Linked DNA regions of Homo sapiens: region 1 is linked to region 2. A link is an interaction called in ENCODE POLR2A ChIA-PET data of the cell type or tissue named here. Cell type or tissue: MCF 10A. All regions are shown on one strand.

The links. Peaks named below come from ENCODE experiments on the same cell type or tissue, not always from the same donor. Only the 100,000 strongest peaks of a DNase experiment are listed, where the experiment ranks them.
Region 1: POLR2A ChIA-PET joins it to region 2 with 5 read pairs; 2 of 35 experiments call an interaction of 5 or more read pairs at or near these places.

What each region holds. Positions count from the first base shown.
Region 1 is chr4:125,044,992-125,052,991 of GRCh38, reverse strand. No RefSeq gene overlaps it. Among named protein-coding and RNA genes, the nearest start is that of FAT4, 270 kb to the left of the region's middle. In MCF 10A, no CTCF peak of the experiment used is centred here; a DNase peak (open chromatin) is centred at 3,071.
Region 2 is chr4:124,912,251-124,920,250 of GRCh38, reverse strand. No RefSeq gene overlaps it. Among named protein-coding and RNA genes, the nearest start is that of ANKRD50, 200 kb to the right of the region's middle. In MCF 10A, no CTCF peak of the experiment used is centred here; no DNase peak of the experiment used is centred here.

The DNA of each region.
Region 1 (8,000 bases), 130 kb before region 2:
TTTTTATACTGCTTTTTTTACTCTTTTCAACTTGCTTATAACAAACAGAACAGGATCTGTTGTAGTGATGTGTTATGAAAGACTATAGCATTACAATGTATGAAATATATTCTCTGAGGAATTCAGCCAATATAATTTAACTTCCAGGGATCTAGTCAAGGTTTAGCTATATGTCAAGAGAAAATTAGGACATTTTTTAACTTGTGCATTAAAAATAAAAAATAAATTCCAAAATAAAGTTATAAAATTATCTAAATACTTATACTAAAAATTCATAGTTTCCAAAAAGAAAAAAAAATCTTTACGATTTAAAGTGTAACTTCAATTACAGAATACAATTCTAAATCTGAAGTTCTTAAATTAAAAGTGAGCTCTGTGCTAGCTAAGTGGTCCTAGCCTGTGCTCCTCTTGTCAGCTCTTTTGCCACCAAAAATATGTCGTAATCTTCTCTAAATATCATGATGTTCATCTTTTTGAAATGACCTCATATTATGATATTTTATATGGCTTAAGGAAGGCTGCTTTATATTCTTTCAAGGTCAAATGGCCAGGGATAAAGGTGGAAATCTATTATAAAAATTGTAAAGCATGAGTACTGCTTTTTGCCCAGACGGAAAGTCAGCCCTTCTTCATATGGAAATAGGCCACTGTGGTGCAGCCAGAGAAAGTAAGAGTTTTTTAAAGAATATGGTCAAGTAAATTTCGATTCTTAAGCAACCACACAATAGGTTAACACAACATGTGTTAGATCAGGGAAGGACATTGGGTCCATAAATTTGCCCTGTGCAAACATGTAACAATCTCGGTACGTTTCCCTATTTTACTTGGCTCCCAAGTTGTCTTTGGGAATCATCTTCTTCTATTTAGAATAGCAAAAACAATTCATTTGATCTATTCTTTCCTTATGTTCACCTGTATGTTTTATTGGGCGCATAGAAGCACTAAGGCACATCAATCCCCAATGAGTATCATTATATCAGTGTGCTCTGTTTCAAACTATTACAAAAGGATGCTTCCTTTTGACTGTGTTATAATATCCCTAATATTTTTACTTATGTTACTTACTAGTGACCAACTAGAAATAATTGCATTTCTATAAAAAACATATATAAGACCATTTATTTTCTTGGTGTTTGTGATTTAAGTATTCAGCTTCTGAGCAAATTTAGAAAAGACACTATGTAATAAGGAATGATATGAAGATTTTAGCCTTTTTAGCTATCTAGTTTTTAAAATCTAGTAACTCAATGAAACTTAACTGATCCCAAAGTTTACATACCCAATAAAACATAGAGAAATGTTTCCTAAATGAAGTCCTTCTAGTAATAAAATTTTTCCAACTTTTGTTAAGAGAACAAATATAAGTTTTTTAGTTTTCTCCTGTCCAATTTTAAGAGTTGTCTTTTTTGGTAGTATCTTCTCTATTTGTGTGTGTGTGTGTGTGTGTGTGTGTGTGTGTGTGTGTGTGTGTTTTCTTTTCTAAACAAACAGTACCATCATTTTGCAGTGACCAAGTTTGCTGTATATGGTTTCCTGAGAATCAAATTACCATGTGTCCAGTGAAACCTGGTGAGTTTGTACATTAACTTTCCCTTAAATGGGCTTTCAAAATAAGTATACATGATGATAATATGTGTAGTTATGATAATGTAGGATTCCTTTTGATTCTAACAAACCCCGTCCTTCTGTGTGTAATGTATATACAATTGTTATCACAAGCTAATGTCCTGATAGGGGAGGGTATTTAGGACATTAGCCCTGGAAGAGTCAGAAGCCAACTATAGAACCTAAACCTCCCTGTGATGGCCTGCAGTAGCATGACCTTAGAAAGCTCCACACATGGTTTACCAGACAAAAAAGATGCATATTTGTGTTCTTACTCATAAGTGGGAGTTGAACAATGAGAACATATGGGCACAGGGAGGAGAACATCACACAGTGGGGCCTGTTGGTGGGTAGGGTCAAGGGAAGGGATAGCATTAGGAGAAATACCTGATTTAGATGACAGGTTGATGGGTGGAGCAAACCACCCTGGTACACGTATACCTACGTAACAAACCTGCACGTTCTGCACATGTATCCCAGAACTTAAGTATAATTTTTTTTAAAAAGAAAAGCTTGTTTTAACTCAAAACTTCTTGTTGAACAAGACACCTTCTCTCAGGTTTTGAACTAAAAGACAAGACCTAAATAAATGGAGAAATATACCATTTTTACAGATTGGAGAATATAGTAATGTTAATATGTGCATCATTTGCAATGTGCTCTATGTGTTTAAGTGCAATTCCAATCACTATCCCATACATAAATTTTTGTGTATGAATTGAAAAGCTGATTCTAAAATGTATGTGGAAATGCAAAGGATCTAGAATAGCAAAGTTAATTTTGAAAAAGAAATGTGGAGAAGTTAGACTAACTGATATCAAGATTAATTATGACTTGATAGTAATCAAGACAATGTCCTATTAGCACTAAAATAAGTATATAAATGGAACAGAATGAAAGGTCCAGAAAGAGACCCATAAACATTTTGTCGTTTTTTTAACATAAATGACAAGAACAACAAAGGATAGAATTTCAACCTCAATTGTTACTTCATATCATACTCAATAATTAACTCAAAATAGTTTACAGGTAGAAAACAGGAAAGAATAAACCACAACATTCTAGGATACAATATTGTTGACTTATTTTGTTAAGAATAACAGGAATAGATGGGGATGGACAAGTCTTCCCTGTCATGACACAAAATCCCCAACCGTAAAATTAAAAATATAATAAATTAGACTTGAAAAATACCAAGTGCTGCTGATACATGGAGAATATAAGACATTATTACATTGGTATTAGGTGTGTAAAATAGTACAGTTTTATACTGTCTAATAAAGTTAAATGTACTTTTACTGTGGGATTCAGAACATTTACTCTTGAGTATGCATCCAAGAAAAATAAAGACAGGTGTCCACAAAAAGGCTTGCATGTAAACGTTCATGACAGCTTTGTTGTTAATAGCCAAACTCTCTAAATATCTACTAACCAATGAAAATGTAAACAAACTGTAGTATAGTAACACAATAGAATTGCACAAGTAAATGAACTACTGATTATGCAATAACATGGATGCATTTCAAAAACTACTGAGTGTAGAAAGCCAGGCACAAAATAGTATATTTTGTGCTTTATTTATAAAAAATTATTAAGTATGCACAACTAATCTCCAGTGATAGAGACTATAGAGCATTGGTTAACAGAATCAAATACATATCCACAGAGAAAAATAAATCTTGATTGATATGTCATAATATAAACAAAACTGAATTCCTGATGAATTTTATACCCAAATATGGCAGATTCAAAAGCTTGAGTGTCTAGAAAATAACAGAACAGATCTATGGAGTAAAATAATTATTTAGCAGATTAGAAAAACTAAGAATAAAGGAAAATATTGAGCAAATGCCTTACACTGAAATTAAGAATATTTCATAAAAGTCACTTTTATTTTTAATTTTTTAATTTTTCTATTTTTAAATTTTTGGTACATAGTAGGTGTATATATTTATGAGACACACATGATATTTTGATACAGGCATACAATGTGAGATAATCACATCATGAAAAATTGGGTATCCATCCCCTCAAGCATTTATCCTTGGTGTTACAAACAATCCAATTATACTTTTAGTTATTTTTAAATGTGCAATTAAATTATTAATGACTATAGGTCCCCCTGTTGTGTTATGAATAATACTATGTCTTATTCTATTTTGTGTGTATGTGCACATTAACCATCCTCACCTGCCCTCAATCCACCCACTACCCTTCCTATCCTCTGGTAACCATCCTTCTATTCTTTATCTCCATGAGTTCAATTGTTTTAATTTTTTACATTCCACCAATAAGTGAGAACATACAATGTTTGTCGTCTTGTGCCTGGCTTATTTCACTTAACATAATTACCTCCAGTTCCATCCATGTTGTTGCAAATGGCAGGATCTCATTCTTTTTTATACCTGAATAGCACTCCATTGTACTTATGTACCACATTGTCTTTATCCATTCATCTGTTGATAGACACTTAGGATGCTTACAAATCTTAGCTATTGTGAATAATGCTGCAACAAACATGAGAGTGCAGGTATCTCTGTGATAAACTGATTTCCTTTCTTTTGGGTACATACCTAGGAGTGGAATTGCTGGATTGTATAATAGCTCTAGTTTTAGTTTTTTGAGGAATCTCCAAATTGTTCTCCATAGTGACTGTGTAGTTTACATTCTCACCAACAGTGTACAAGGGTTCCCTTTGCTCCACATCCTCACTGGCCTTTGTTATTACCTGAGTTTTGGATAAAAGCCACTTTAACTGGGGTGAGATATCTCATTGTAATTTTGATTTGCATTTCTCTGATGATCAATGATTTTGAGCACCTTTTCATGTGCCTGTTGCATTTCTCTGATGATCAGTGATTTTGAGCACATTTTCATGTGCCTGTTTGTCATTTGCATGTCTTCTTTTGAGAAATGTTTATTTAAACTTTTTGCCCACTTTAAAATCAGATTGTTAGATTTTTTCTTTTCCTGGAGAGTTGTTTGAGCTCTTAATATATTCTGGTTATCAATCCTTTGTCAGATGAGTAGTTTGTAACTATTTTCTCCAATTCTGGGGATTATCTCTTCACTTTGTGGATTATATCCTTTGCTGTGCAGAAGCTTTTCAAATTGATGTGTTCCATTTGTCCATTTGCTCTTTGGTTACCTGTGCTTGTGGGGTATTACTCAAGAAATTTTTGCCCAAACCAATGTTCTATGGAGCTTCTCCAATGCTTCCTTATAGTATTTTCATAGTTGGAGGTCTTTGATTTATGTCTTTAATAATCTTTAATCCATTTTTATTTAATTTGTGTATGTGGTAAGAGATAGGGGCCTAGTTTCATTATTTTACATATAGATATCCAGTTCTCCCAGCACCATCCATGAAGAAACTGTTTTCTCCACTGTATGTTCTTGGCACCTTTGTAAAAAATGAGTTCACTGTAGGTGTATGGATATATATATATATATATTTTTTGGAGTTCTCCATTCTGTTCCATTGGTCTATGTGTCTGTTTTTATGCCTGGACCATGCTGTTTTGGTCACTATAGCTCTGTGGTATAATTTGAAGTCAGGTAATGTGATTCTTCCAGTTTTGTTCTTTTTGCTCAGGATAGCTTTGGCTATTCTGGGTCTTTGATGGATCCATAAAAACTTTAGGATTTTTTTTCTATTTCTGTGAAGAATGTCATTGGTATTTTGATAGATATTGCATTGAATCTGTAGATTGCTTTGGGTAATATGGATATTTTAATAATATCAAATTTTACATTCCATGAACATGGACTATCATCTTTCCATTTTTTGGTGTCTTCTTCAATTTCTTGCATCAATGTTTTATAGTTTTTATTGTAGAGATCTTTCACTTCTTTGGTTAATTCCTAGATATTTGCAATGGGCACCACCCCATCACAGGGCACACACACACATACATACACTCTCACTAGGACCCCGGAGACACACCAGTTCATCTAATGTGCACAGCTTTGGGAAACTGGAGTGTCCAGAGAAAACCCAGGCAGATACGGAAAGAATTTGCTAACACACAGACAGTGGCCTCACCAGGAATGTTTTATTTTATTTTTTCCTCATCAATGTTATAAGAAAAAGCTGTTGACCAAAATGACATTTGGGGGCCTACTGTACAATGAAATATTAGGTCATTTTTTGCATTACTGTAAAGAAATACCTGAGGCTGGATAATCTACAAAGAAAAGAGGTTTAATTGGCTCACCGTTCTGCAGGTTTTACAAGAAGCATGGTGCCAGCATTTGCTTGGTTTCTGGGAAGGATCCAGGGAGCTTTTATTCATGATGAAAGGAAAAACAGAAGCGAAAGTGAAAGTGGGAATGAGAGAGGGAGAAAAGGCATCACCAACTTTTAAACACCTAGATCTCATGAGAACACACTCACTGTCACGAAGACAGAACCAACTCATGAGAATTCCTTCCCCATGTTTCAATCACCTCCCACTAGGCCCCACCTCCAACACTGGAGATCATGTTTCAACATGAGATTGAAGAGAAAATTATCCAAACTATATCAACTATGCATCAATAAAAATGAACTACTACTCACAATATAATGCATGAATATCACAGACACAGTGTTAAGAAAAATAAACCAGATACAGTAGAAAATAAGTCTCCCAAATTCCATTTACATGGAAGACAAAACCAAATTATGATTATAAAAGTCAGAAAGGAGGTTACTTTTGAGGGTGATGACTGGAGGAGAGCACAAAGAAGGGTTCTGTAGTGTAATTTGTTTTTATCACAGTGTAGGTTACTAGGATAAAATTATCTGTAAAAATTCTTTGAGTTGTACATTTAAGATTTGTGTACTTTATGCTAATACTTCAATGAAAATTTTTCCTTAAAATGTAGATCTTTGTACAGTTCTAGAGACATTTTAGCATTTAAGAAATTAATGTGGCCAGGTGCGGTGGCTCACACCTGTAATCCCAGCACTTTGGGAGGCTGCAGTGGGTGGATCACCTGAGGTCAGGAGTTCGAGACCAGGCTAGCCAACATGGTGAAACCCCATCTCTACTAAAAAATATATAAAAATTAGCCAGGCATGGTGGCGGCCACCTGTAGTCCCAGCTACTTGGGAGGCTGAGGCAGGGAGAATTGCTTGAACCCGGGAGGCAAAGGTTGCACATCACACCACTGCCCTTCATCCTGGGTGACAGAGTGAGACTCTCTCTTTGAAAAAAAAAAAAAAAAAAAAGAAAGAAAGAAATTAATGCAAGTTTAGCTAACTTTTATCCCAGGTTTTCCTTTTATCCCAATAAATCAGTCTTCTCCTGATAAAATTATCCCAATAAATTAGTCTTCTCTTGATAAAATCAATGTTTTAAGCAAAATTATTGTATTTTGCCACTTCTCATTATTAGTTACACAAATGTATTCCCTGCAGTTGCCTCATATTTTATGTTATGCTGTTCCACCATTTAGATATCTAACTGGAGTATTTTTCTTCCATAAGAATTTAGGTGAAAAGTATAGAACTGAAAAATTTAAAATAGTAGGTAAAACCACCACTTTATACATGTTTTACATATTTTCTTGGAATCCTATTATTGATGATGGTGTTGCTGAATGATATTTGAGTTCCTAAAAAAGTTTAGTTTTTTTGAAACTAAAAAGGCCAACAATGAGGCTAAAATTAAAAACAACAACAATAACAACAAAAAACATAATGTTTGCTAAATGTACAAATTTCCTACTTTAAAAAATAATCCCTACATAAGTTTTTGGTTTCCCTTGATTTACTTGGAATCAGTTTTAATAAAATAGTGACAGATCTGAGTTCATACTCTGTACATTTCATAATAAAGGGTTATATTGCTAAAATATGTGGCTTCCCAGAACATGATGTCCTTGTTCCTATGTAAAAGGCATTCTAGATGCTTTTAACTTTTACTCATTTATTTATATTTGTACAGCTACATCTACTCCAACTTGGCTTTAACTGCTGCAGGGCCAACCTTCTTTGACAAGAATTCTCTTCTTAGTTTCTGTCAAAAGATTATTTGCTTTTTCCAGTTAGTGTGTGATAAGGAAAAGTCAATTCATCATCCAAAATTATCTGATGTTATTTGCCACATCATGTTGCTATTGCTATTTATAGAATATATATAAATTGTTCCTCTTTCTTTTAACTGTGATCTAAAGATCCTGCCATCTAGTTCATTTAATTCAGCGTTTTTAAATGTGTCCATTTTTTATCCTAATTTACATAAGATTCGTGTTGCAGAAAAAGGATCCATTTTTCTTATCTCTGTTTTCTCTAGATGTGCTTGATATGTTCTGCAAGATAAATTATACCATTGTGGCCATTATGCTGCTTTGGCCTAGCTGTGCTGCCAGAAAACCATCCAAAAACAAATCATGGCAATATAAATCAT
Region 2 (8,000 bases):
ACCTTATTCATTCCATGGTTTTTAACCCATCCAAGCTTCAGTTTTATTCTGGTAAAGCACGGTTAAAAATTTTTTTACAGGATCTTGGTAAACTCAAATGAAGTACTATGCATAAAGCAATTAATGTAGTGACAATAAAATCAGTATAATATTCCAAATTAAATTTTATTCGTTTTTTTTTTTTTTTTTTTTTTGAGACAAGGTCTCACTCTGTCACCCAGGTTAGAATGTAGTGGTAAGATTGCAGCTCACTACATTTACCTTAACCTCCCAGGCTCTGGTGATCCTCCCGCCTCATCCTCCTGAGTAGCTGGGACCACAGCCACACACCACCACACCAGGCCAATTTTTGTATTTTCTTGTAGAGAAGGGGTTTTGCCATGTTGCCCAGGCTGGTCTCAAACTCCTGGGCTCAAGTGATCCTCCCGCTTTGGCCTATCAAAGTGCTGGGATTACAGATGTGAACCCCCGTGTCTGGCCCTTATTTGGGTCATTTGATTTTACTTGGGATAATATTTGACACACCTTGGTTACTGAGTTAATAACAACACACAACAATATCCTATGAGTGTCACTCTATGCTGGGCCCATGGCTCAGTGATTAACATGGACATTTTTCATTATGCCTCACTAATCATTTCTAAGATAGATATTTAATACCAAACCCATGTAAAAATAAGAAAACTGAAGTTTAGAGATTAAGTATTTTGGCCAAGGGTACAATGGCAGAGTTGTACGTGGATCCAGTTCTCTCTGTTGCCAAAACCTAAATGAGCCCTTCACCACTAGATATCAGTCTTAAGTGCTAATAATTCTTTGATTACTTAAGTTTTTCTTCTTTATTATCTGTGCCCCGTTTAACATCAATTCATTGTGTAGCAAAGCTGCCTACTTTATATGCTAAATCTTTGGTCGTTTATCATCAAAAGCTTAATGTCAGATGAAACTTCTTATATGTAATTTTGAGGATTTTAAGCCAAGTAAAGTAAAATCTTATTAAATAAAAAAATTGATGTAACAAATAGTTAACATTTAATAACAAAATTATTTCTTTACATAATTTCATTTAATCCTCAGAAAATTTCCTTGACTATATCTTATATTTCTCCATTTTAAACATAAGACTCGGAATCAGAGGATATGTGACTTTCACAGTGCCACACATCTCAGATGAGCCAGACGTATATTTTAATCCCAATGTCCATACATTTTGTCAAGAATACCTGTAGTGATATATTCTCCTTTATCCACTGGGACATATCAATTCTGCTGAAAATAATGCTCAACAAAGGAGAAGATTGACATGGGATTGGAGACATCTCTTCTTGAAGCAAAAGAGTTGCTTCATCTAGTGCTATGTGTCAAACAGAGCAAGGAATATGGATGACAGCTAAATTTGATCACGTTTAGAGGAATTTAAAGGAGTTTCGCTTTAGAGATATTAATTCTTGGCAAAGAAACCAGCATATTGTGTGCTCTTGCATATGGTTATCATTAGTAAGGCCAAGTTCTGGCCAGGTTTTTAATGGGTTTAGCTTCCTTATTACTCCTCATTTACTTGACCTATATCCTAATGATGACATGGATTCTGATTTGAAATATAGCCAATTGAGCCAAGCATTTGCCACTACTGAAAAATTCAGCATCCTAATTGAATTGGCCTTAGTGTCTACCAGTTAAGTGTCAGGTATGTGGTGACTAATGACATAAAAGTCACTTTTAAAATATTTTTTACAAACCAGGTATACCTTTTGAGAGCTCACTCTGAACACAAGGACATAATATAAAATAGACATAGAAAATAATACTTTTTGTCATAAATGCAGCCAAATTGGTATATTTTTCATAATTCCTTAAGTCATCAAGGCTATAGAGTGTTAGTAAAATATTTCATATTCTGGTCCATATAAAAGGAGTCTATCATACAAAAATTGATATTAGTATACAAAATGATTTGTCTTTTTAATAATTTGATTTTAGACAGCTTATAAAGATGGATAGTGGATAAAATGACTTTCCATAAGGAAGATACAGAATCTTGTTCCTCATTACAGCAAAGTAGCTTATTATTATAACATAATAACCTCTGAATAAAGTATTTTTAAAAGCATATATTTGCAGGCTCAGAAAAGCAAACAAAACAGATAGAAATTGGAGAAAATCCATGTTTTGAAACAGGAAGCACATTGGTAAAATTCATGTTTTTATAGGCTTTCTTTTGAGGGCACGCCACTGTCCGACGTTTCACAAGGAATAGAACTCAAGCTAAAAACAAAGGTCTCCCTGGGATGATGATTCAGAAGTCAGAATTAGAGACTGTGTGTCTGAGAAATTGAGTGAAGAAGTTCAGGAGCCCCAAATTTGCATAAAATTCCCCTCCTATCACTGGTTGACACTTAACTGTGCATGTATATGACAAGAACCTAAGTGGCCGATGTGAATCATGAAGAAGTTTGAAAGGAATGAAGAGAGATTCCGAAAGTTTCCCATTTTAGGGGAAATAACCTTGAAAGCTCAACTCTGCCAAGTTAGAGAGTAGTAAACAATTCAGGATTTCCATTAAAACCTGAGAAGGACCAGGCTTTGGAAATAAGGATCACATCTTAGTAAGGGAAAAAGTAAAATAGACATACCATAAGAAAAGCCTAAACTCAAACCTCCACAAGTCCATAGTAATCAATATAAATTTAACTCCCTACCAAAACCAAACCATTCTTTAGAAGAGGATAACACAATCCCAACTCACTAGGATGTATCTCTCCAATGTCCAAGATTGGATAAAAGTAAATATACATGAGAAGTAGTGAGAAAATATGACTCAAAAGAAAACATAATAAATGGAAAGAGACTCTCAGATATCCCATATTTTGGAATTAACAGGAATGGACTTGAGGTGTGCAATATTTTTTTAATTATATAAAAACCCATGTAATATCTATATTAAAAATTATCTCAATGCCATAATTATGAATGGAGAAATTAGAAGAAAGCACCAATGAATCTGAAAACAGGTCAGTAGAAATTATCCAAATTGAAGCACAGGAAAAAATTTAAAAATACCAACTGGTCTAATATAAATGTAACTGAAGTTCCTAAGAGAGAAAAGAGTTAATAGGGCAGAAAATATGTGTAGAAATATTAGCTAAAATGTTTAATGTTAAAAAAAACAAATGCATATTCAGGAAGCAAAGTAATACCCAAGCAGGATGAATATTTTTTTTAAACTGCATTTAAATATATCATAGTCAAACTGTAGAAAACCAAAGGTAAAGAGAAAATCTTAAAAACATCCAGAGAGAAAGATATACTGCATTCAAGAGGACAATAATAAGCACGATGATGGCTGTTGTCTCATTAACAGCAATGAAGGCAGAATAAAACAAAATATTTAAAGTGCTGAAAAAAAACCTGTCAACATATAATTCTATATTTACCAAAAATATCACTTAAAATTAAAGATAAAATTGAGACTTTTTAGATAAACAAAAGCCAATAATTTGTTGCTGGCAGCCATACCCACTCTACAAAAAAATTCTGAAGGAATTTCTTCAAGAAGAAGGTAAATGGTAGCAGGTGGAAATTCAGATGTATATAAAAAAATGAAGAGCACTGAAAATGGTAAATATGTGGGGAAATAAGAAACATTATTTTATTTCCTTTATTGAGTTACCTACAATCAAGTTTTAAGATAGAAAACAAAAATGTCAGTTGATTGCTTAAGCAAAAATAACAATATATCATGGGGCTCATAGCATTTGCAGAAATAAAATGTATCATAAAAATAGCATAAAGGATGTTGTAAATGTCTTACATTATACATGTGCTACATTAATTAAAGGTAGATTGTGATGAATTAAGGATGGTTATTACAGTCCCTAGAGAAAACCTAACTATATGCTATACCCAAGAGATGAAACAAATATAAAGATATAGACCTGTTAAAATAAAAGAAGGAAAAAGAAATGCCAACAACACTAAACATAAAAACATTGGTATTACCATTATATTATCCAAGCAAACTTCAGGACAATGAGTATTACCAGAGACAAAGAGGAATATGCTATAATATTAAAAGGGTCAACTTGGCCAGGCACAGTGGCTCATGCCTGTAATCCCAGCACTATGGGAGGCCGAGACGGGCAGATCATGAGGTCAAGACATGGAGACCATCCTGGCCAACATGGTGAAACCCCATCTCTACTAAAAATTTAAAAATTAGCTGGGTGTGGTGGCACGCAACTATAGTCCCAGCTACTCGGGAGGCTAAGGTAGGAGAATCACTTCAACCCAGGATGCAGAGGTTGCAGTGAGCCAAGACAACACCACTGCACTCCAGCCTGGCAACAAAGTCAGACTCCGTCTCAAAAAAAAAAAAAAAAAAGAAAGAAAAAAAAGTGTCAACTTATCAAGTATGTGTAAAAATCCTTGGGCCAGGCACAGTGGCTCAAGCCTGTAGTCCCAGCTACTCAGAATGCTAATGTGGGAGGATCACTTAAGCCCAGGATGTTGAGGCTGCAGTGAGCTATAGTGAGACCCTGTCTCAAAAAAAAAAAAAAAAAAAAAAAAAAGAAAGAAAGAAAGAAAGAAAGAAAGAAACAAAGAAAGAAAGAAAAGAAAATCCTCCATGTATTTTCCATGTATCCTCTGCACATAATCTCATGTGCAGAGCTTAAAAGACATGAAGAAAAACTTGATAGAATTTAAAGGAACATGAAGAAAAACTTGACAGAATTACAGGGAGAAATAAATAAATGCCCAATTGTAACTGGAGATTTTATCACTTCCTTCTCAATAACAGAAAAATAAGACAAAGACTCGAACAACACTATCAAATTGACTTAATCAACATTGCAGAAGACTGCATTCAATAACTGCAGAATATATGTTAATAATGTACCTGCCATGTTCATGAAGAAATGCCATATGCTAAACTATAAGGAGAATAGTTACTGAAATACTTTTTCATTGTGATCATTAGCAGAGTCAGCAGATTTTCTTTATTTTTCTGAACATCTTCAACTTCTCAATGAATAGATAAATATAATAAATGCAAAGTGAATACCTTTATTATTCCCACCAAATATACCTGAAATCTCTTTTTTTTTTCTTTTGCCTTATTTAGGAGAGTGGACAAAATGAATTCAATATTCATGGAGTTTATGTGTCTGTGATTGGCAGGGAAAAATATTTACTTTCAGTTATGCTACCATGTGATAAAGGGAAAAAGACCACGGCAAGTTCTAGGAATCAGAGAAAGTAAAATACTGGCATAATACAAAAAAGTAATGGCATATTAGTGAGAAATGGGTAAGTTACATTAATATAACCTATAATGGGTATATATTGCATATATATACCCTGCATATACTGACTGAGCTTGGAAATTTTCACTTAAATAACATTTCATTCCAAATTTTTACATAAAAAAATAAGTTGATATCTTTCAAAGAAATACATAAAGAATGCAGAGCTGAGGTTCAAATTCTTAGAAAATGCATTAAAAACTCTTACTATGAATTTCAGTCATTTCCTGATGCCATTTATTTTTTTTTTCCCACAACAGTTTTGGGAGAAAAACAGGCATTCACCATGTGCTGAAGCTATTAATGCTGTCAGGTAGCAAGCAAATAAGAAATTACCTAATGACTCAAGATTTTTCTTCATAAAATTGCTCATAAAATTTCTATAGCTTTGTCCACATAATAAAATGGGAGCATAAACTTGAGGAAATTGAGCCATATAAATCATATGGAAAAAAAAATTGAGGGAAAAGACAAAGAAACTGGCAGATCGGTAGATTTAAAACTCAGGAGAAAACTATGGTGAGAGTGAAAATAGTATACAATGGCTCGTGAGACTAGCAATTCTTATGGTTATTAAACCAGAAAGAGAGAAAAAGATAAGCAAGGAGAGAAGAATATCCAAGTGTCATAAATATAAGGAACAAAAAGTTTATATAAAATTACTTAATGGGAGTGACTTTAGCAAGGTGGTGGAATAGGAGATCCCCTGCTTACATCACCCAAGAGCAACAAGATTTGACAACAATTCATAGACAAAATTGCCTTTGTGGGAGCTTTGGGACCACTTAGATGGTTGAAAAACATTGGTGAAGCCCAAGAGCCCAAGACAGAGGAAGGCCATTTTGAGAGGGAAGGCCTGCACCCAGGTGTCACACTCAGCAACTGTGGTTCTGGTTCCAAATCTGAAAACAGCTTTGTACCACTGTAAACTCAGCTACAGCCCCATTAGGCCTTGGTCCTGCTATTAGAAGTATCTGCCAAGCGACTTAAAAAGAATCACATGCCTTGGGTGGCAGGACCACAAACTTCACTGGCTATGAATGCTGAAGCAGCCCGTGTAAGCTGTAGGCTAAGAGCAGTCCTGTTTATGAGTTCTGCCAGGAGAAACACTTGCTTGTGCCCCCCAGAACCAGGCATGCTGATCTTCGTCACACAGGAGATTCTGAAATGACCTTGTAACTTAGTTGTAGCCCTTTTCAGTTGCATTCTGAGAGAAGTGTTGCCTGCGCAGGGACCAAGAAGGAGACATGCCCAAACATGCCCCCAAAGGCAAATTCACTGACTTCAAACCCAGTGCTGATCTTGAAGTAGCCCTGCAACCCAACTCCATTCTCTCCCAGATGCAGTCCATAGGCAGTCCTCCCCCGTCTGGAATCAGGCAGGGGAGGATGCTCATTTGTAGCCCCAGATGCAAGCCTAAAGATTTTTATCTTGGCTGTAGATCCTGAAGCAGCCCTATACTTTAGCTGCAGCCCCTCTGAGTCTCAGTCCAGCACCAGTCTTACTTGACCAGGGACCCACCTAGTGGCAGAACAGCTGTCCTCCCAGGGACCTGGAGGGAGACACTCTTATCTACACATCTAGTAAAAGCCCCCAAAATAGCAGACTCCACTGTGAACCCAAAAGCAGCCACATGACTGACCTCCAATCACACTTGACTGTGATCCTGAAGGCTATTTCATCAGTATGGAGACTGAAGAGAAGAAAGTCTTTTGCTGTGAAATCAGTCTGTAGGGCCATTTCAGGATCTCCTAAGTGACAAAGATCAGCATGCTTGGTTCTGGGGGCAGTTGCTTGCCTTTTCAAATACACAGACACCAAATCAAGGCTTCCCAAAAAATGAATAACAAGGAAATTATGACACTACCCAAGGAAATCAGTAATGGACCATAAAGAAATGTATCTCTATGAATGCCTGATTAAAAAAAAATCCAAAATAATAATTCTGAAAAAAAGTTCAGTGAAATGCAAAAGAACACAGATAGGCAACTAAATGAAATCAGGAAAACAATACATGAACAAAGGAGAAGTTGAATAAAAAAACTGAACTCATTAAAAAAAACCCACAAATCTTGGAGCTGAGAAATATGATGACAGAACTGAAAAGTACAACAGAGAACTGCAGACTCAGTTATGCAGAAAAAAAGAGTCAGCAAACTTGAAGACAATTTATTTGAAATTAACCAGTTATAGGGTTAAAAAAAAGGAAAAAAAAGGGAAGAAAGAATGAGGGACCTATGAGCACCTTAAAGTAAATAAATATATGAATTATGGAATTCCCCAAAGGAGAAGAGAGAGAAGAGGCAAAGAACTTATTTAAAGAAATAATGGATAAAAACTTTCCAAAATGTAGGAGGGATATGGACATTCTGATTTACTGAGCTTCAAGGATCCTAAGAAAGATCAACTTAAAAAGTCACACTGTGGCCGGGCGCAGTGGCTCACGCCTGTAGCCCAGCACTTTGGGAGACTGAGGCAGGCGGATCACAAGGTCAGGAGATCGAGACCATCCTGGCTAACACTGTGAAACTCTATCTCTACTAAAAAAAATACAAAAAATTAGCCGAGTGTGGTGGCAGGCACCTGTAGTCCCAGCTACTAGGGAGGCTGAGGCAGGAGAATGGCATGAACCTGGGAGGCGGAGCTTGCAGTGAGCTGAGATCGTGCCACTGCACTCCAGCCTGGGCGACAGAGCAA